2 separate regions of the Homo sapiens genome follow, and region 1 is linked to region 2. A link is a loop called in an ENCODE intact Hi-C map of the cell type or tissue named here. Cell type or tissue: right lobe of liver. All regions are shown on one strand. Links, peaks and the distances in the headings refer to the core of each region. The heading gives the core; the rest is flanking DNA. Region 1 has its middle 100 kb from the start of SAMSN1-AS1. Region 2 has its middle 44 kb from the start of SAMSN1-AS1.

Region 1 (11,198 bases), core at 1,956-9,955, 60 kb after region 2:
ATGATTCAATTACCTCCCACTGGGTCTCTCCATGACACGTGGGGATTATTAAAATTCAAGGTGAGGTTTAGGTGGGGACACAGAGTCAAACCATATCAATGACCGTGGCACCTACTTGCCTGCCAACTCCTTTCAATCAATAGCATAATCCCTTCCTTTTAGGAACTGGTCAAGGATCTAATTTTAAGTTGTCTTTTTTTCAATGCCCTGTCTCAAGCCCAACCAAAGCAAGTGATATTAAATAGGGAAAGTGTAAAACAATGGTATGCAACCTCACTGCACATTAGAATCACCTGGGGAACTCATAAAACCTATGGATGCCTGGACCCATCCAAGATTAATTAAAAGAGATAAAGCCCAGGAATTTTAAAATTCCCTCCAGGTGATTCCAATGTGACTTCAAGTTTATGAACCACTGACCCAGCGGCATAGGCATCGCCTGACAACTTGTTAGAAATGCAAATTCTTGGGCAAAAATGCAAATTTTTGTTTCAGACTCACTGAAACAAAAATCCTGTGGGTGATGTCCAGAAAGCTGTGTTTTAACGACTCTCCAGGTAATACTAATACTAAAATTTGAGGACCCATGTCCACCTATTTTCACTGATGCTTTATCTGCGTGTTTTTAATCTATATTCTAGCTCCCCAGAGAAATAGCTAACAACCTCACATAGATATTATGCCTAACCTTACACTTTTACTAAAGTTCACTACAGAAACCCAATGAAAAGAGTGGGCTATATGTGATTTAGAATTCAAAAGCCATAGATTCCAAAGCAGTTTGCCCATTTGCTAGAGAGGTTACGTTCAGCAAGTTCTTAAAAGTCTCCAAGTGTCAGTTTTCTCAGCTTTCAATGAGAGTAATAGTAGTACTTATAGCAATGAGCTGTTGGGAGGAAAAAATCAGAATACCGACGTAAAGCTCTAGTATAACGTCTCATATATAATAGCACTCAGGAAAGGCTGGCTCTATAAAGAAACTTTCTGAAAATTTGAAAATATATAAATAAATAGAGAAAAACCTGGAAAAGATTGTATCAATTAAAACAAATCATTCTCAGGATTTAAGACTAGAAAATATCCTGACCATATTAACTCCTATTAGTCTATGAAAGATGTACGATAGCTCATTGTTTCTTTCCCATCAGAGGTGGTTAACATGAAGGTCAGAACTGGGCACCAAGCTATAAATTGGTAGTAACTTTACTGAACTTAGTTATTATTTTTTCATATTACATGCACTCATTTATAATATAATTTAGCTCCTTATCTGTAATGTTTGTTTCAAAACAAATCTGTGTATTATTTTAAGAAACCACAAATCCTTTTGAAACAAAGGCAAAATGTGAAGAAATGATTAATCGTGTTGCCTTAGAAAAATCAAGAACCATGGAATACTGTGCAGCCATAAAATGAATGAGTTCATGTCTTTTGCAGGGACATGGATGAAATAGAAACCATCATCCTCAGCAAACAAACACAGGAACAGAAAACCAAACACTGCATGTTCTCACTTATAAGTGGGAGCTGAACAATGAGAACACATGGACACAGGGAGGGGAACATTGCACACCAGGGCCTGTTGTGGGGGAGGAGAGCAAGGGAAGGGATAGCATTAGGACAAATACCTAATGCATGTGGGGCTTGAAACGATGACAGGTTAATGGGTGCAGCAAACCCCCATGGCACATGTATACCTATGTAACAAACCTGCACATTCAGCGCATGTATCCCAGAACTTAATAAAATAAAATAAGAAAATCAAGAACCACTATGTCCGTATCTCATAAAAATCTTTGAGTCTGTTTCATAATATTCCTTCTTGGGGTAAATTTTGTTGCTAGAAAATTTACTTTCAATGGTCCCTCTTTAACAAAAAACAGTAATGCTCACTCTTTTAAAAAAATAAAGTAAAAAAAAAATTATTTCTGCCAACCCACCAGATTTCACAATGGTAATGTGGGCCAACCACAAATCAGTTATTGTGTGCTCCTTCAATGTTCCCCTCTGTGTATATTTGAACTGAGATTACTAAAATAGATAAATGTGCATTTTTTATTTTATAAATAGTTTGTACAGCTCTGTATATAGTATTCTTTGTCTATATGTGTGTTTGTATTTAAGGATATGTTTATGTTTTTCTCTCTCTAAATGATAGAATTGTGGATTTAATTTTCTACTTTCTAATTGCTGTATTTTCAATTGTTTTCTGAAACAGTATATGTTGCTTTTTAAATCAAGGGAAAATACAGATAATTTAATGCTTTTTAGAATTTCCCATTAAAATAATTTCCATTCAGGAACAAACTAGAGAACAGTCTGAGAATGTGTGATGGTTGTTGTCATCCCAGTACTCCTATTCAGATGACAGGCCTGATTCATTCTCCTGCAAAGAACTTCTGTGTATCATTGTCTGGCATGCGCTTAAGGAGTCGTGATTCTCTGCCCATGTTTTCACAAAAGTAATTCTCCACTCATACTTTCTGAAAACTCTCTACCTTACTATATGCAAGTTGGGTGGATATTGTGTGGCACATGGAAAACTCTATTGTTTTGCAAAGAATATGGGAGAAGATCATTTAGGAACAAAAATGCTATTAATTATTCTGTCAGATATACAGGTGAGATTTATGTGAGTTTAATGTTGTCTTTTTCTCAGCTGTGCTATCCCTGACCTAGAATTCTAGAAATAATAGATTGCTAGATAAAAGGCTGATCATGCATCTCCACATCTACTTTTTGCCAAGCCTTTAAAACTAGGCCAAATATCTTACTCTTTCAAAAAGTTGTCACATTATAAGTGAAAGCTCTAAAGAAAGGCTTTTGTTTTACAGCCTAGATGACTGAGTGTATCTAACATGTCTGTACATAAACGTAGTTGTATGGGTACCATTGAACCAATGTTCAAATTAGATAGACACTTCAAAGACATTAATATGTTATTGTAACCTAGAATTAAGAAAGGAAGTTCAGACTAAAAGTTTATACAGAAATATTCAGTAGAAAACTGAAAACATTTTTAGTTATTTAAATTTGCCTTAAAAATAAACCTACAAAATGTGGATCAAGTAGGGGGATAAATATATGACAAGAATAATATATTACATATGTCATACTTTAGTGTCTCTGAATATTTAGAATTAATAATTGTGGCTATAAAATGGTTATAAAAACTGTTTTAGCTAATTAAATTTATAATTTTAGACAATAGTAGGGTTACATTTTTAGCTTAACTAATCTGTAGATTCCTCTTCCTGTTAACAAAAGCAAAAGAAAGAAAGGAAATGAGGAAGAAAGGAGGGAACAGGGAGAGAGGAAGGAAAGGAAGGAAGTGCTGTGGTCTGAATGGTAGTGTTCCCCCAGAATGTGTGTTAGGACCTAATACCCAATGTGATAGTATTAAGAAATGCAGCCTTTAGGAGGTGATTAGGTCACCTCTTAAATTAGGTTAGTGCTTATAAAATGAGGCCTGAGGGACCCTGTTTGGCTGTTTTACCAAGTTAGGACACAGAGAAGGTGCCATCTATGAGAAACAGGCCCACATCAGACACCAACTCTGCTGGCACCTTGATCTTGGACCTCCCAGTCTCCAGAACCATGAGCAATAATTTCTGTTGTTTATAAATTACCCAGTCTAAGGCGTTTTGTTATAGTAGCCTGAATGGAGAAAGCAAAAGAGGAAAGGAGAGAGAGACAGAGAGAGAAAGAGAGGAGAGAAGAAGGAAGGAAGGAAAGAAGAAAGGAAGAAAGGAAGGTAGGAAGGAGGGAAGGAAGGAAGGCAGGGAGGGAGGGAGGGAAGGGAAGGGGAAAAAAACAAACAAGCGAGAGGGAGGGAGGCAGGGAGGAAGAAAGGAAGGAGAGAAGGAAGGAGGGTAGGGGAGAGGAATCTATTTCTTTTCTTTGTTTTTTGAGACAGAGTCTCAGTCACTCTGTCACCCAGGCTGGAGTGCAGTGACATGATCTCCACTCACTGCAAACTCTGCCTCCTGGGTTCAAGCAATTCTTATGCCTCAGCCTCCCGAGTAGCTAGGATTATAGCTGCATGTCACCACACCCAGCTAATTTTTGTATTTTTAGTAGAGACGAGGTTTTACCATGTTAGCCAGGCTCGTCTTGAATTCCTGACCACAGGTGATCTGCCCTCCTAGGCCTCCCAAAGTGCTGAGATTCCAGGCATGAGCCACCGTGCCCGGCTGGGAGGAATCAATCTCTTAAATGTAGCAAGGGCCTTTTGAAATCTAAATAAAACACAAAAGGGCAAAACATTGACTAGCCGAACACTGGTCTTCTGACCCATCTGGGGTCTCAGCCTGGGCTACACTGAGCTACTTCTTGTGGTGCCTTGAAGTCAGTTAATTTCACTTCCTGTTTTCTGGGCCACTTCACCTCTCCACTATATCCAATTAATCAATACTTTCTAGTAATACCACATCGAATAATAAAACTCACATCAGAAGCCACCATCACTCCCACCTCATTTTTAATGGCCCATGCCTTATTGACCAGCTCTGTAATTACTTACCAGGCTCACTGCATGCCATTTACTTTAGCACCAACAAACTCATTCCCTTGCTGACCGGTGTGGATATGCCACTCCCCTACCTAAGTCAGTGCTTTTTCTTCATCTAAAGTACCATATGTTAATCTGGAGTTTGAGTCTTGAAATACCTTCTAAAATCTATATACATTTGGGTTTTTCTGCATCAGTGCTTATTTTTCTTGGTTGACAATGCACTGCGTCCTTCATATTCTAAAACAGGCCTGGAATTCATTCAAGATGAATATCTTCAGAACAAAGCCAAAGACTTTAGCATAGACTGCAAGAATTATTTTTGAGATAAAGTTTCAATCTTGTTGCCCAGGCTGGAGTGCAGTGGCACGATCTCGGGCTGCCCGGGTTCAAGCAATTCTCCTACCTCAGCCCCCAGAGTAGCTGGGACTGCAGGTGTGCGCCACCACGCCCGGCTAATTTTTGTATTTTTAGTAGAGACGGGGTTTCACCATGTTGGCCAGAATGGTCTCAAACTCCTGACCTTGTGATCTGCCCACCTTGGCCTCCAAACGTGCTGGGATTACAGGCATGAGCCACTGCGTACAGTCAACTGCAAGACTTTCTATGATCTAACCCCAAAAGACCTCTGCCATTCCAGGGTCACCATCTGCCCCAAACACTTAATGCCCAGCCATATCATACTCCTTTTAAGGTCCTCTAACTGCACCAACTTTCTAACTTTTCCATGTTTTTGCACATGTTGCTTCTCCTTGTATTTTGGACTCTTCACCATCATTTATTGTCCAACTTCAACTCCCTTTTCAAAATCAAATTAGAAGTCACTTTTTCTGTGAAAGTTTCTCAGCCTCCACTATGCTAATATGCAGTTGATAGCTTTATCTTAGTTTGCTGTGGTACCTGGGCATATCTCTATCATGACAATTTTCAAATAATATTGTAGGTGTGTATGCAGCTGGCCCACTTTGAAGAGTGGGCTACCAGAAAAAAGAAGTTGTATTTTATTCTTGTTGGTAATCTCAGAGTCCAGCAGTATCTAACACTTAGTAAGTGCTCAGTCAAACTTTGATGAGGCAAAGAGCATAAAGTCAGCTGAGCAAGAAGACAGAGACTTTTGATGGAAACAGAAAACTTCAGGGCCATATTTCACTCATGAAAACCATCCCCAGGGCAATAACTAATTAATAGCAGGCATTTGGTAGAGGCGTGTTGCTGAGAGTGAACCCCTTTAAAAATCGAAATGATAGAAAGTTTTTAGTTACATTATGCACTGACAAATTACTTGAGCAAAAGCTGAGAACTAACTGTCTGCTTATAGCAAAAGGAACTTGAAATAAGGAAGTGACATCCCAGGGTGCAATCACATGTTACTTAAGAAATTCAGCAGAATTTTAGCAGTAGAAAAATTTAGCAATTGAAACCAACCCTGAATAGAATTCTTTTCTTAGTTCCAATTGGCTATGTATAACCATTTACTCACAAGGCAAAATTGGAAATTAATATTAGAAATACCTATCATTCCATTTATAGTAAATAATTATGCTGGATTTTACTATATATTGAGTTGCAGATACAGTTGTTCCCAATCCATAATTATGCTTCGTTTTTTTGTTTTTTGAGACGGGGTCTCGCTCTGTCACCATGCTGAGAGTGCAGTGGTGTGATCTCGGCTCACTGCAACCTCCGCCTCCTGGGTTCAAGCGATTCTTGTGCCTCAGCCTCCTGAGTAGCTGGGATTACAGGCATGCACCACCACACTCAGCTAATTTTTGTATTTTTAGTAGAGATAGGGTTTCACCATGTTGGCCAGGATGGTCTCGATTTCCTGACCTTGTGATCTGCCCACCTCAGCCTCCCAATGTGCTGAGATTACAGGTGTGACATAATTATTCTTAATTAACCATTTTGTTGTTTGTGGTCTTATAAAATCTTTAGTTAAAAGAAAACCTGACTGTCACAATCAAGGTTCCAGGCCCCGGAATGAGGGACGCCAGATGAGAAACGAGACTTAGTGATGATTTCTATAACAACATTTATCCCAACCACACATTACATTTGTAATCTCTTAGACCTTGTAAAGGGGATTTTATTAAAACTACAAAAAGTAAACGTATATGGATCTAAATAATTAAGACAGAGAAGATAAAGTTAGCATCTGAGGCTGCAGGTAGGATGGATTTCAGCTGAGCTGGAACTAGAGCAGAAGCAACCTGTGAGAAGGGTTATAGACAGACGTGCGAAAGAAGGTGTTTAAGAAGTGTTGCAACTTTCATTTTCACATTCTCAATGTTCTCACTCTGGTTTTTGTGTGACCCCAGACTGATATGTCTTCCAAAGCAGTACCCAATGGCTGGAATTCGTGTACATTATCATTTATTATTTTAAATGTTTTCAGAGTTATTGTGATCTCTTCTGCCACACCAAATTTATGCAGAGTCCTTGGCAAAGAATGTAGTGGACTTGCCCACATTCCACTCCATTCCCTGTCCTCTGACCTTCAGCACAGACCACAGAACAATGGTTGAGAACGCAGACTATGGGAGCCAGACTGTCTGGTTTCCGGTGTCCGTGACCATGAGCAGACTGTGTGCTTTGCATTCTTCCATCTGTCTAATGGGGACAATAATAGTTCCTCCCAGGCTTGTTATAAAAATGAATAGTTACTGTCAACTCTAAGCAAAGCTCTTAGATCAGTTCCTGGAGCATCACAAGGCCCTGTATGTGCTTGCAAAATAAATAAATAGCTCCACTTTGGGCAGGTAAAGTGAAGTGTTGAGTAAATTGTTTCTTCATAGTGAATAAAGAAACGGTTATGGAATGCCCAGCATAAGCCTTAAACACATCCACTCTTCCCCCTGGGTGAAGCCAACAATGATACTAGGGGGATAGTTATCATTCCTGCCTGCAACCCAGAACTGAGGAAAGAGGACCAGGAAGAATATCAGGGCTCCTATAACCTTACCCTTTATTTTTGCAAATAAAGGAACTGAAAGAGTTTAAAGAATTTGCTGAAAGCCACACCACATATTTAGTGTGAGTCACAAACCCATTTCTTGTGACTATCAGCTTAGCTCTCTCCATTATACTCATGTCATTAGAGTGGTTATGACAGGAAAGCAGAAGAAAGGCCAGGAGTCCAGGGGTTCCTTGATGAAACACCATGGAGATGTAACAGGCAAAGAAAGAAGATGGGGCCCCAAAATATAACTTTCTCTACCAGTTCTGCCAGAACTTCTCAGACTGGCTTAAGCAAATAACTTTGCACAATTTTTTCATCAGCTAAGAGAACAGTTTATGAATGCCTTAAATAAATTTGACTATTTTTTAGCTTAATTGATAAGAAAATGCATTTCCATTTACAGAAACTAAAAGTAACCTACTTGAAAACTCAGTCCTCAAGCTTTAGAGTTTGCGTGCACTCTGTAGGAATGCATAACTGTAGGAATGGGGTTATGATTTGCCTTTGGGAATTCTTGAAGTGAGTCTGTTTACTCTTGTATTTCAGCACCTAGCCCAGTGCACAGCATTCAGTGAATATTTCTGATTTCCTATTTTAGTGTATATCAGCGGCCCTCAAACTTTACTGAACATGAGAATCACTTGGCAGAGCTTGTTAAAAAAAGGTGGATTCCCTCAATACAACCCCTAGAGGAGAATGGCCCAGCAGGCCTGTGGGGCATTTTTAACAAGGTGCTCTTGATTCTGAGGGAGGCAGTCTTACATAATGCTCAAATTGGAAATATAAATAATAAGCTCATATCAATTTGTCACCTTTAGAATTTGAACCAAAATTTCCCCCACCTACACATGCCTCACAAAGCTATGTTATAGGTGCTCTCTAACTCACACGCCTCAGGGATCCCATCAGCACCATGTTTTTTTCTAGCCAGAATTCTAATGAAATGTAAGAGTAGTATTCTCCTCATGCAAAACTTAATTCTGTCAACTCTTTCTCAATATTTGGTTATTTTTGTTAGTGAGGCTTAATTGCAGAGAGCTGTTTAGAGAAATGTTGAAGGGCTAAATTTGACATTTTCAGCACAATGGAAGATTTTTGACCTCCTGGACTAGAGACTTAGTCAATATATCTTCAAGTCTATCCTTTTGCTTGTTTTCAAATACTATAAATTAGGACAATGATCTCAGAGTAGGGCTCACATCATGAGAGGCAAGGTGACTGCGGAGCAATTATATGACTGATACTAGCCTTTGAGGACAGGTTTCCACCAGAAGGTTGTCTGGAGTCAGTATGAGACATTCTGAAAACAAGTGATGTTTCACATGCCCACAGATACACATTTAGGCCCGAATTCTCCATATTCAAAGGTCTACGGGGTTCCAGTGCTCACCTCTGGGGGCTTTTTTGTTAGTAGATTTGGCTCTCATAACAAGTGACAAGATTATGGCTGACACTCAAGTCTCTGGCTTATGTGGAAAATGTCATTATTTACAATTTTCCTCCTTTGGAAATATTAAAGAAAATACGTTTGGTGGTTTAATTATCATCAAAAAGTAATTGAGGGAGACTGGGTACATAGAACTATAGTAGGAGTTAGAAAGTGTAAATTAATCTATAGAAAAGTGATAGCTCTAGAAGGCTATGCTATAAACAAAGTAACAGACACACTGGCCACTGACAAGTTAAATAAGAAAGAACCTAACATGAATGTAAGTACAGAGTCAAGTATCTGTTGAGTGGATGGACGCAAAGGAATTTGTGGATTTACTACTTTCCTTACACCCTCTACACTTTCCAAAGCGTGACCTGGCACACTTGAATAGATTCACTGTGTGCTGAAAGAGACCACTCTTATTGCTATTTCAAGGGAAATATTTTAAGACTTGAGATATTATAGAAACCTGAACAAATAGAAAATGGAAAAAAATAATCGGAGAACAAAGTAATACAGTCTGCCCAGGCTTGAGTGAAAATCAAAGTAGCATGGTGTATTAGTCCGTTCTCATGTTGCTAGTAAAGTCATACCTGAGACTGGGTAATTTATAAATGAAAGGGGTTTAATGGACTCACAGTTCCACATGGCTGGGGAGGCCTCACAATTATGGCAGAAGGCGAAGGAAGAACAAAGGCTTATCTGACATGGCAGCAGGCAAGAGAGGGTGTGCAGGGGAACTGCCCTTTATAAATTTGATCTCCTGAGACTTATTCACTACCACAAGAGCAGCATGAGAAAAACCCACCCCATGATTCAATTACCTCCCACCAGGTCCCTCCCACAACACATGGGGATTATGGGAGCTACAATCCAAGATGAGATTTGGGTGGGGACACAGCCAAGCCATATCGCATGGTATTCATTGATATGTAAATGGAACCAATAATCAACTAACAATGATAAGCCTTGTACTGAGAAAATGACAAAGAAGAAGTATATAGGGCCCCTGTTTTTAAGAAACTTACAAACGATTGGTAGTGAAGACAACATAAATGCATATAGATTACAAAAGTGTCAGAAACAGGTATGTGCACATAACATAGGACAGTGGCAATAAAGTTCTAAAAATTAAACAAAGTTTGGACAGAGATAAACGGCCTGGTTTCATGGAAAGGGGTGTGGGCGATGTTTTAAGTGAGGGCAGTGGCAAATCTTAAAGTAGGAAAATAATAAGGCAAGCAGGATGGCATAGTTTATGCCTGGCTGCAGACGGGAGGTGAGAGTGATGTGCAACACAAAATAAGAACAGCAAGGTACGGGATGAACAAAGAAAGAGAGTCAGAACATTTTATTTTGATGCAAATTAAAACTAAGAATTCTTTTCAAGTTATTTAAAGACAGTGACATAATCAAAAGGATGATTGCAGAGGATCATTCCTTCTACTTATAATTGGAGGAGGAGAAGGAAAAAAAAGAGTTGAGTTCTGCTGACGTTTTTAATCCATTAATTTTAAGGCATCCACAAAGGACAAAGTTAGATCAAAAACGTGAAAGAAGTTCACAACATTTCATCAGATGCCCAGGAGGTCTTGGCAGTAAAAATGAGGACACCTCTGCACCAGACCATGTCGCCTGATTGAAAAAACAAACAAACAAACAAAAAAAACCTCCAAAAAAACTCTTCTTCCATGGAAACAAATAATGTGTTCCACTTCTGCCAAGGTCATTCTGCATATACAGATGGCTTAGGTGGCTCAGTGTAGTTAACTCCTCTCCTTTGGCAGGGGAACAGAGATTTCCATCATATCCTTCTCTGCTCACTGATATCTGGCCCCCAGCCTTGCTTGATCTTGATACTTTGGAAAAACTGTGTTGTCTGTTGTGGTGGTTATTTTGGTTTCTCTAATCTTAATGTCTTCTATAACAATTATTAGTGGCAACATATAGATGAAGCCAATTCAACATTACCTCGAAGAGACGAAATGCTTCATCTTTGCCAAAGATCTCAATTGCCAAAGTTAGGTGGCTGGGAGAAGTCTGTTAACACAGCTCCCCTTGGCTGGGATTCACTCCAGTGTTTGTAATTTCTCTGAAGACCCATTGAGCAACCTGGCCTGAGTTTGAATTTGTGCAAAAAAGCCTCTAACCAGGTGAGTTGCACATTGTTTCCAGCTCATTAGAGATGTTTTGGACAACTTTTCTAATGAGGTTTGACATTTGACTACCATGGCATATGTGTCTTTCTCCACCATGTCACCCTCCCCCTACTCTGTGCTTCCTTTGCTCTTGCTCAA
Region 2 (11,198 bases), core at 1,522-9,521:
GGCCTCCCTCACAGTGGTTTGACTATGAGTCCATTAAACCTCTTTCCTTTATAGATTGCCCAGTTCTGGATATTTCTTTATAGCAGTGTGAACATGATCTAATACATTCAGTATGCCAATGTGTGATATTTTAAGGTAGCATTTCATGTACCCCTCATTGTTTTAGATGCAAAAAAGAATTGCAAGTAGTCTTTCTTTCAATTATCTATCACCAGTGACTGTTGATCTCAGAATCCTATTGAATTCCATTTTTTTAGCTTTAAAGATTAAATGAGTTAACCTATATAAAATCCTTACATGATGTCAAACACACTGGAGATACATATAGATGACATTTCTTATTAGATACATTGTTTATTAATAGTTAGATAGAATTCTGATTTTGAAGTGAATTGAACATGGGTACAAACACATATGTAAATATGTATAACACACATATAAATTCCTATTAAAATAAGCTAATTCAATTTCTATTTTGTTTAATTCATTCTCTTGCAAAAATGAAGATTGTTCACTTGCATAACTAAAATGGTTATATTAATATTAAAATACAGTGATTCCAAAAATGCCACACGCAAACTGAATAAGTATGTTTCTGGATATTTCTTGGCTTCCTATGTTTCAACAAATTTCCTACAGATTTTCAAAGAAGACATGACAGTTTATTTTTAAAATTCCAGTAGACATGTAGCAAAGAGGATGATTATGAAACTTCAAAGGTAATAGACAGGGTGGTTCCAAGATGGCCGAATAGGAACAGCTCCAGTCTACAGCTCCCAGCATGAGTGACACAGAAGACGGGTGATTTCTGCATTTCCATCTGAGGTACTGGGTTCATCTCACAGGGGCTTGTCAGACAGTGGGTGCAGCCCACTGAGTGTGAGCCGAAGCAGGACAAGGCATCGCCTCACCTGGGAAGCACAAGGGACCAGGGAATCCTCTTTCCTAGCCAAGGGAAGCTGCGACAGATGGCACCTGGAAAATCGGGTCACTCCCACCCTAATACTGCACTTTTCCAACAGTCTTAGCAAACGGCACTCCAGGAGATTATATCCCACACCTGGCTCAGAGGATCCCATGCCCATGGAGCCTCACTCATTGCTAGCACAGCAGTCTGAGATCGAACTGCAAGGTCACAGAGAGGCTGGGGGAGGCTTGAGTAGATAAACAAAGTGGCTGGGAAGCTCCAACTGGGTGGAGCCCACCGCAGCTCAAGGAGGCCTGCCTGCCTCTGTAGACTCCACCTCTGGCAGCAGGGCATAGCCAAACAAAAGGCAGCAGAAACCTCTGCAGACTTAAATGTCCCTGTCTGACAGCTTTGAAGAGAGTAGTGGTTCTCTCAGCATGGAGTTAGAGATCTGAGAATGGACAGACTGCCCCCTCAAGGGGGTCCCTGACCCTCGAGTAGCCTAACTAGGAGGCACACCCCAGTACGGGCAGACTGACACCCCACATGGCTGGGTACCCCTCTGAGATGAAGCTTCCAGAGGAAAGATCAGGCAGCAACATTTGCTGTTCAGCAATGTTCTCTGTTCTGCAGCCTCTGCTGCTAATACCCAGGCAAACAGGGTCTGGAGTGGACCTCCAGCAAACACCAACATACCTGCAGCTGAGGGTCCTGACTGCTAGAAGGAAAACTAACAAACAGAAAGGACATCCACACCAAAACCCCATCTGTACATCACCATCATCAAAGACCAAAGGTAGATAAAACCACAAAGATGGGGTAAAAACAGCAGAAAAGCTGAAAATTCTAAAAACCAGAGTGCCTCTCCTCCTCCAAAGGAATGCAGCTCCTCGCCAGCAATGGAACAAAGCTGGATGGACAATGACTTTGACAAGTTGAGAGAAGAAGGCTTCAGATGATCAAACTTCTCCGAGCTAAAGGAAGAAGTTTGAACCCACCGCAAAGAAGCTAAAAAGCTTGGGAAAAGATTAGACGAATGGCTAACTAGAATAACCAGTGTAGAGAAGTCCTTAAATGACCTGATGGAGCTGAAAACCATGGTACAAGAACTACGTGACGAATCCACAAGTTTCAGTAGCCAATTCAATCAACAGGAAGAAAGGATATCAGTGATTGAAGATCAAATGAATGAAATGAAATGAGAAGAGAAGTTTAGACAAAAAAGAGTAAAAAGAAATGAACAGCCTCTAAGAATTATGGGACTATGTGAAAAGACCAAATCTACATCTGATTGGTGTACCTGAAAGTGACGGGGAGAATGGAACCAAGTTGGAAAACACTCTGCAGGATATTATCAAGGAGAACTTCCCCAACCTAGCAAGGCAGGCCAACATTCAAATTCAGGAAATACAGAGAATGCCACAAAGATACTCCTTGAGAAGAGCAACTCCAAGACACATAATTGTCAGATTCACCAAAGTTGAAATGAAGGAAAAAATGTTAAGGGCAGCCAGAGAGAAAAGTCAGGTTACCCACAAAGGGAAGCCCATCTGACTAACAGCGGACCTCTCAGCAGAAACTCCACAAGCCAGAAGAGAGTGGGGGCCAATATTCAACATTCTTAAAGAAAAGAATTTTCAACCCAGAATTTCATATCCAGTCAAACCAAGCTTTATAAGTGAAGGAGAAATAAAATCCTTTACAGACAAGCAAATGCTGAGAGAATTTGTCACCACCAGGCCTGCCCTACAAGAGCTCCTAAGGAAGCACTAAACATGGAAAGGAACAACCAGTACCAGCCACTGCAAAAACATGACAAATTGTAAAGACCATCAATGCTAGGAAGAAACTGCATCAACTAACGAGAAAAATAAACAGCTAACATCATAATGGCAGGATCAAATTCACACATAACAATATTAACCTTAAATGTAAATGGGTTAAATGCTCCAATTAAAAGACACAGACTGGCAAATTGGATAAAGAGTCAAGACCCATCAGCGTCAGTGTGCTGTATTCAGGAGACCCATCTCACGTGCAGAGACACACATAGGCTCAAAATAAAGGGATGGAAGAAGATCTACCAAGAAAATGGAAAACAAAAAAAGGCAGGGGTTGCAATCCTAGTCTCTGATAAAACAGACTTTAAGCCAACAAAGATCGAAAGAGACAAAGAAGACCATTACATAATAGTAAAGGGATCAATTCAACAAGAAGAACTAACTATCCTAAATATATATGGACCCAAAACAGAAGCACCCAGATTCATAAAGCAAGTCCTTAGAGACCTACAAGGAGACTTAGACTCCCACACAATAATAATGGGAGACTTTAACACCTCACTGTCAACATTAGACAGATCAACAAGATGGAAAGTTCACAAGGATATCCAGGAATTGAACTCAGCTCTGCACCAAGCGGGCCTAATAGACATCTACAGAACTCTCCACCCCAATTCAACAGAATATACATTCTTTTCAGCACCACACCACACCTATTCCAAAACTGACCACATAGTTAGAAGTAAAGCACTCCTCAGCAAATGTAAAAGAAAAGAAATTATAACAAACTGTCTCTCAGACCACAGAGCAATCAAACTAGAACTCAGGATTAAGAAACTCACTCAAAACTGCTCAACTACATGGAAACTGAACAACCTGCTCTTGAATGACTACTGGGTACACAACGAAATGAAGGCAAAAAGAAAGATGTTCTTTGAAACCAATGAGAACAAAGACACAACATACCAGAATCTCTGGGACACATTTAAAGAAATGTATAGAGGGAAATTTATAGCACTAAATGCCCACAAGAGAAAGCAGGGAAGATCTAAAATCAACACCCTAACACCACAATTAAAAGAACTAGAGAATCAAGAGCAAACACATTCAAAAGCTAGCAGAAGGCAAGAAATAACTAAGATCAGAGCAGAACTGAAGGAGATAGAGACACAAAAAACCCTTCAAAAAATCAATGAATGCAGGAGCTGTTTTTTTGAAAAGATCAACAAAATTGATAGACTGGTAGCAAGACTAATAAAGAAGAAAAGAGAGAAGAATAAAATAGACACAATAAGAAATGATAAAGGGGATATCATCACCAATCCCACAGTAATACAAACTACCATCAGAGAATACTATAAACACCTCTACGCAAATAAACTACAAAATCTAGAAGAAATGGATAAATTCCTGGACACATACACCCTCCCAAGACTAAACCAGGAAGAATGTGAATCCCTGAATAGACCAATCACAGGCTCTGAAATTGAGGCCATAATTAATAGCCTACCAACCAAAAAAAGTCCAGGACCAGATGGATTCACAGCCAAATACTAACAGAGGTAAAAGGAGGAGCTGGTACCATTCCTTCTGAAACTATTCCAATCAACAGAAAAAGAGGGAATCCTCCCTAACTCATTTTATGAGGCCAGCATCATCCTGATACCAAAGCCGGGAAGAGACACAACCAAAAAAGAGAATTTTAGACCAATATCCTTGATGAACATCGATGTAAAAATCCTCAATAAAATAGTGGCAAACCGAATCCAGTAGCCCATCAAAAAGCTTATCCACCATGATCAAGTGGGCTTTGTCCCTGGGATGCAAGGCTGGTTCAACATACATGAGTCAATAAACATAATCCAGCATATAAACAGAACCAACGACAAAAACCACATGATTACCTCAATAGATGCAGAAAAGGCCTTTGACAAGATTCAACTGCCCTTCATGCTAAAAACTCTCAATAAATTAGGTATTGATGGGATGTATCTCAAAATAATAAGAGCTATCTATGACAAACCCACAGCCAATATCATACTGAATGGGCAAAAACTGGACGCATTCCCTTTGAAAACTGGCACAAGACAGGGATGCCCTCTTTCACCACTCCTATTCAACATAGCGTTGGAAGTTCTGGCCAGGGCAATCAAGCAGGAGAAAGAAATACAGGGTATTCAATTAGGAAAAGAGGAAGTCAAATTGTCCCTGTTTGCAGATGACATGATTGTATATTTAGAAAGCCCCATAGTCTCAGCCCTAAATCTCCTTAAGCTGATAAGCAACTTCAGCCAAGTCTCAGGATACAAAATCAATGTACAAAAATCACAAGCATTCTTATACACTAATAACAGACAAACAGAGAGCCAAATCATGAGTGAACTCCCATTCACAATTGCTTCAAAGAGAACAAAATACCTAGGAATCCAACTTACCAGGGATGTGAAAGACCTCTTCAAGGAGAACTGCAAACCACTGCTCAATGAGATAAAAGAGGACATAAACAAGTGGAAGATAATTCCATGCTCATGGATAGGAAGAATCAGTATTGTGAAAATGGCCACACTGCCCAAAGTAATTTACAGATTCAATGCCATCCCCATCAAGCTACCAATGACTTTCTTCACAGAATTGGAAAAAACTACTTTAAAGTTCATATGGAACCAAACAAGAGCCTGCATTGCCAGGACAATCCTAAGCCAAAAGAACAAAGCTGGAGGCATCACGCTACCTGACTTCAAACTATACTACAAGGCTACAGTAACCAAAACAGCATGGTACTGGTACTAAAACAGAGATATAGACCAATGGAACAGAACTGAGACCTCTGAAATAATAACACACATCTACAATCAACTGATCTTTGACAAACCTGACAAAAACAAGCAATGGGGAGAGGATTCCCTATTTAATAAATGGTGCTGGGAATACTGGCTAGTCATATGTAGAAAGTTGAAACTGGATCCCTTCTTTACACCTTATACAAAAATTACTTCAAGATGGATTAAAGACTTACATGTCAGACCTAAAACCATAAAAACCCTAGAAGAAAACCTAGGCATTACCATTCAGGACATAGGCATGGGCAAGGACTTCATGTCTAAAATACCAAAAGCAATGGCAACAAAAGCCAAAATTGACAACTGGGATCTAATTAAACTAAAGAGCTTTTGCACAGCAAAAGAAACTACCATCAGAGTGAACAGGCAACCTATAGAGTGGGAGAAAATTTTTGCAATCTACTCATCTGACAAAGGGCTAATATCCAGAATCTACAAAGAACTCAAACAAACTTACAAGAAAGAAACAAACAACCCCATCAAAAAGTGAACAAAGGATATGAACAGACACTTCTCAAAAGAAGACATTTATGCAGCCAAAAGACACATGAAAAAATGCTCATCACTGGCCATCAGAGAAATGCAAATCAAAACCACAATGAGATACCATCTCACACCAGTTAGAATGGTGATCATTAAAAAGTCAGGAAACAACAGGGGCTGTAGAGGATGTGGAGAAATAGGAACACTTTTACACTGTTGGTGGGACTGTAAACTAGTTCAACCATTGTGGAAGACAGTGTGGCGATTCCTCAGGGATCTAGAACTAGAAATTCCATTTGAGCCAGCCATCCCATTACTGGGTATATACCCAAAGGATTATAAATCATGCTGCTATAAAGACACATGCACACGTATGTTTATTGTGGCACTATTCACAATAGCAAAGACTTGGAACCAACCCAAATGTCCATCAATGATAGACTGGATTAAGAAAATATGGCACATATACACCATGGAATACTATGCAGCCATAAAAAATGATGAGTTCATGTCCTTTGTAGGGACATGAATGAAGCTGGAAACCATCATTCTCAGCTAACTATCACAAAGAGAAAAAACCAAACACTGCATGTTCTCACTCATAGGTGGGAATTGAACAATGAGAACACATGGACACAGGGTGAGGAACATCACACACTGGGGCCTGTCATGGGGTGGGGGTAGGGGGAAGGGATAGCATTAGGAGATATACCTAATGTAAATGATGAGTTAATGGGTGCAGCACACCAATATGGCACATGTATACATATGTAACAAACCTGCACGTTGTGCACATGTACCCTAGAACTTAAAGTATAATGAAAAAAAAAGCAATATAAACACCAGGAGAGCTTGATAAGACTTGGAGCTAATGTTAGGTGCATAAATGCATATACCCCAATAAAAGTCATATAAACATTTAGTCTTCCAAAATTTTTCACCAAATTTTACTTCCTCATAGACTCCTGGAAAACAAAAGGACTCTCTTGTTCTCTGAATACTCTCCATCCTTGCCTCAATTTAGATATGCTCAAGATGGAAGCACTCAGAGTGTGACTTGATCTGACTCCAAACTGATCTAGAATTGAAGGCTGTTAGGAAGACTATTCTCACACATACTTGTACTTTGAAAGGTGGTTCTACAAATTGTCTGGAGGCCCATGGCCAATATCAACAGGGTTTTGTGAGGAAAGAGATCCCCCTAGTAGCAGTGAGCATTGTCATGCACAGCATGAATGCTCAATAAATGTACTAAATTGAACTAAAATTTTTAACAAATATGAGGATACACTAACATCAAATCAAAAACAAAAAAAAGTAAAATGATGCTGCGAGCTTCTCAGGGCATAATTAATAGAAAGCTATTTCATATTATCTTCTTAAGGCTAAAGGAAGCATTTTGGGAGTTAACTACGAGGATAAGTGATTCTAGGAAATGTGATACAGAAAAGGGGTTTGTGTTCCTGAGACTTCTCCCTTGTCTGGGGAGCACCATTTCTCCTTCCATGTTGAATATCCTCACCCAAAAAGTGAGACAAAGTTTGCTCTAGTCCAGCAATAGACAGGATGGTACCAGGAGCTGAAATTATTTTTATAGTAATAGAAAGAAATTTCTGCAATAAGACTTAAAAATATCAATTAAAACAAAGACAAATATACACGATGAAACACAACAGCATCCAATCAATGGGATAGGAGATTAAAATCATTTCATTAAAGGTTACAAATTATGCTGGATAGAAAGAATAACTTCTAGTGTTCCATAGAACTATAGGATGATTAACAATAATATATTATAGTTTCAAATAGCTAAAATAAGGATGTTGAGTGTTACCAACCCAAAGAAATGATATTTGAGATGATGGACGTGCTACTTACTCTGATCTGATCACTATACATGATATATATTGAAATACCACTGTATACTCCCCAAATATGTACAATTATTGTGTCAACTAAAATATGAAATAATAAAATAAAACAATTTTAAAATTAAAAAAAGAAAAAGTTCATAGACTAATTTTTCAGTGTATCTAAGGCAATCAGAGAGATGAAAAAATATATATTGAGCTACCAACTGTATTTTCAAAACGAGAAGATTTATGTGACTGGTAACAAGTCATCACAAATGTGAAAAAGTCCTACTGCCTTCCTCCATACCTGATTGCAAATGAATGGAAAAATTCCAGTGACAGAAAAGTCTCCCAAGTTATGAATGAGATCACTTTGGCAAAGGGGAATGTTGGTAAATGTCAGAGCCCAGTCAGTTAAAAAGCAAGTTACTAAGAATGACAAGGATAAAATCCTATCCTTTTTGTGATTTCTTGATTTTACACATTTGCAGAATAATAACGGTGGAATACATACAGTATCAAGCATAGTTCTAAATGCTTTTTGTGTAGTAATTAATTTAATCCTCACAACAATCTGTAGGGTTGATACTATTACAATTAACCTCAATTTATAGGTAAATTTATAGATGGGTAAACAGAGGCACAGAGCAGTCAACATTCTTGCCTAAGCTCACACAACTAGTAAGTGATAAAACTAGGGTTTTGTGCGTGGTGTCTTCACTACTACCTGATACTACTTCTATGCTTGACGGCATAGATCCAAAATCTACTGATCATCTAGGTCAGAAATTTCACAAAGAAGCACTATTAGCCAGAAGGGAGATTAGCTACAAAAATGCAGAGAAATGTAATACCACATGTCACTACTAAATAACTCAGAAAGAACACCCTTCTTCAAGCCCTAATACTAATAATTTAGTACTATTTGAAGACAAGTGTGTAAACAGCACACTGATGTGTTTTAAAGGTATTAATTATTTTGTAGCTGCCATCATCATCATCAAAGAATGCCCAGCAATTTATGACAGCACAGTTAATTAAAAGCGGACACTTCAGGAACCAATGAATTTAGATGACAGTCTGTGCATTAGAGAGCCCCCTCAGCATATTACTGTAATAATGTTATGGTTCTCAGGGAAAACAGATTTTATCCTCCTGTGAGAATAAAATGAAGAAGGAAAAGCTACAATCAGCTCTTTCTGATGGGAAAAGTAAGGCTTGCTTGCCAGCCTGTCCAGCTCCTGTCTTCAAGAAACAACCCCATACAGCTAGTGAATTCTGCTTTCTCTAAGAGGGTGGTGTACAGCATCCACACACAGCCTCTCATCGCAGGGCAGGTCCTGTAGCTTATAGCGCCTGGAGAATGCACGGGGCCATAATCCATCAGGAAGAGGGCTGGTAAATTGCACGAACTTTGCCATTTGTCTACTAGTGTGCGAAGAGAGCTTTATATCAATCCTAAAGCAACAAACTCTTCTCAGAGCACTATAAATATCCAGGATGGCAAAACAGGTTACCTAGGGGATGGTTATTTGCATTATAAAAGATTCCTCCTTTGCAAAAAGATTCCCTTCCAGATGTCTTAAAACAGAGGTCTCTTAAGTGTCCTTAAATGTGATTTATAAAATTATATTTACACAAGGTTTTAGAAAGGGAAAGAACAACTAATGTTTATTAAGTGCCATGTTTCCTGCCACTTATTATCTTCTTTAATCTTCATAGCCACAAATGAAACAAGAGCAAGCCAAGCAAACTTGCAAAAAAATGTGATAGGAAATCCGATGGGTAAAAATGTCAAATTCCATCTTTGCAATGGAAAAGCACTGAACTGGTACCCCAGAACCTGGCTTGCTCTCCCAGGGCTGCTACTAAACTGGACAAGACCCAGGAACCCACCCACAGCTCAATCAGGTGTCCATGTATAAAACGAAGGCTGATGAACAGGAACTTTAAAATCCCTTTCTGTAGAAACAATCCATGCTTCCTGATCTATAGTAGTTCGGTCCAATGTCAGTAGTGATGACAAATGCTTTTAAGAGAAAATTAAAGTAGGAATGGGCTTTTTTGCTTTACAGCTTTTTTTTTTTTTAGAGATGATTAAAGAGATAACCATGGCTTTCATCAGATTCAATTAGTAGTTCTCCTGTAAGCCTAGGAAATAAAAAAAAGAACAGAGCACAATTAACCTTCATCTATTGATTTCATTTTATTTTAACATAAGTCTCTATTTACGGGACGAAACCAATTAAAACTACCAAAAGGTGTTCATATGTGAATTGGTGGCAGAAGAACAGCTGTATGTAATCATAGATATAACAGGAAACAATAAAAATGAAAGAAAAGTGCAGTCTTTTTAGTCAACGTAATCTGTGTTTTACATATTGGCTTGTTATGAGTCATTACACAATCTCAAAGTCAAGGAAAAGATTACGTGCACTGTTTTGACATTGACTCCTCTTGTCCATAGTTTGATGAAGACCTAGCTGATGGATGCCATTGTTAATCTCATTTTCTTCCTTTAGTGTCTATGTTATTAATAGCTATGTCAATGTTGATGATAATATAAGACAGAACAAAAAACTCTCAATTTTAATAGTTTAAGCCAAGTAAGAAATGCAGTTAAGTGGTTAGAATACCAACTTGGGAGTCACCTACTTTGACTTCTCCATTACTCACCTATTCTAAGATGACATGTCACCTTTCAATGTGTCCATTTACCCATTTATAAGACACTAGACTCTAAGTGGTTTTTTAAGACCTTTTGTGAAAGGTTCTGGGACACTGTGCAGTGACAACATCTTAAACACCTCTCTTTCATCATTTTTAACTCTATTTCTTCCTTTTTAAGCTAAGCTTAAATCTCATGTTCTCCATGGGACTTGTACCATTAAACTACGAACCACAGTTATGTACTTAGAGTTAACACCTGCTATTGATCATTTACCTTGTCCCAGACTTCCTGCTAATAGTATAAAATACATTGTCACTTTTTATTCTCACCTGATAATTAAGAGGTAACAAATAGTTTTCTCATTTTATAGGAGAAGAAACAAGGGCTTAAAGAGTTTAAAGAACTTGTCCAAGGTGGGATTTGTTTGTTTGTTTGTTTTTTTCTTTGAAACAGAGTCTTGCTCCATCACCCAGGCTTTCTGGGTTCAAGCGATTCTCCTGCCTCAGCCTTCCGAGTAGCTGGGATTACAGGTGCCCACCACCACACCCGGCAATTTTTTGTATTTTTAATAGAGACAGGGTTCACCATATTGGCCAGACTGGTCTCAAACTCCTGACTTCGTGATCTGCCCACCTCCACCTCCCAAAGTGCTGGGATTACAGG

The links. A loop is a pair of places that touch in the nucleus more often than their neighbours do. Peaks named below come from ENCODE experiments on the same cell type or tissue, not always from the same donor. Only the 100,000 strongest peaks of a DNase experiment are listed, where the experiment ranks them.
Region 1: a loop joins it to region 2, with 4 times the contacts of the local background. A loop is called at or near these places in 5 of 110 quality-filtered maps.

The regions. Positions count from the first base shown.
Region 1 is chr21:14,679,899-14,691,096 of GRCh38, forward strand. No RefSeq gene overlaps it. Among named protein-coding and RNA genes, the nearest start is that of SAMSN1-AS1, 100 kb to the left of the region's middle. RefSeq lists a silencer at 4,516-4,625 and enhancers at 6,834-6,883, 6,904-7,003. In right lobe of liver, for the core only: no CTCF peak of the experiment used is centred there; no DNase peak of the experiment used is centred there; H3K27ac peaks cover 3,118 bases.
Region 2 is chr21:14,620,446-14,631,643 of GRCh38, forward strand. It overlaps a transcript of SAMSN1 not described here. Among named protein-coding and RNA genes, the nearest start is that of SAMSN1-AS1, 44 kb to the left of the region's middle. In right lobe of liver, for the core only: no CTCF peak of the experiment used is centred there; no DNase peak of the experiment used is centred there.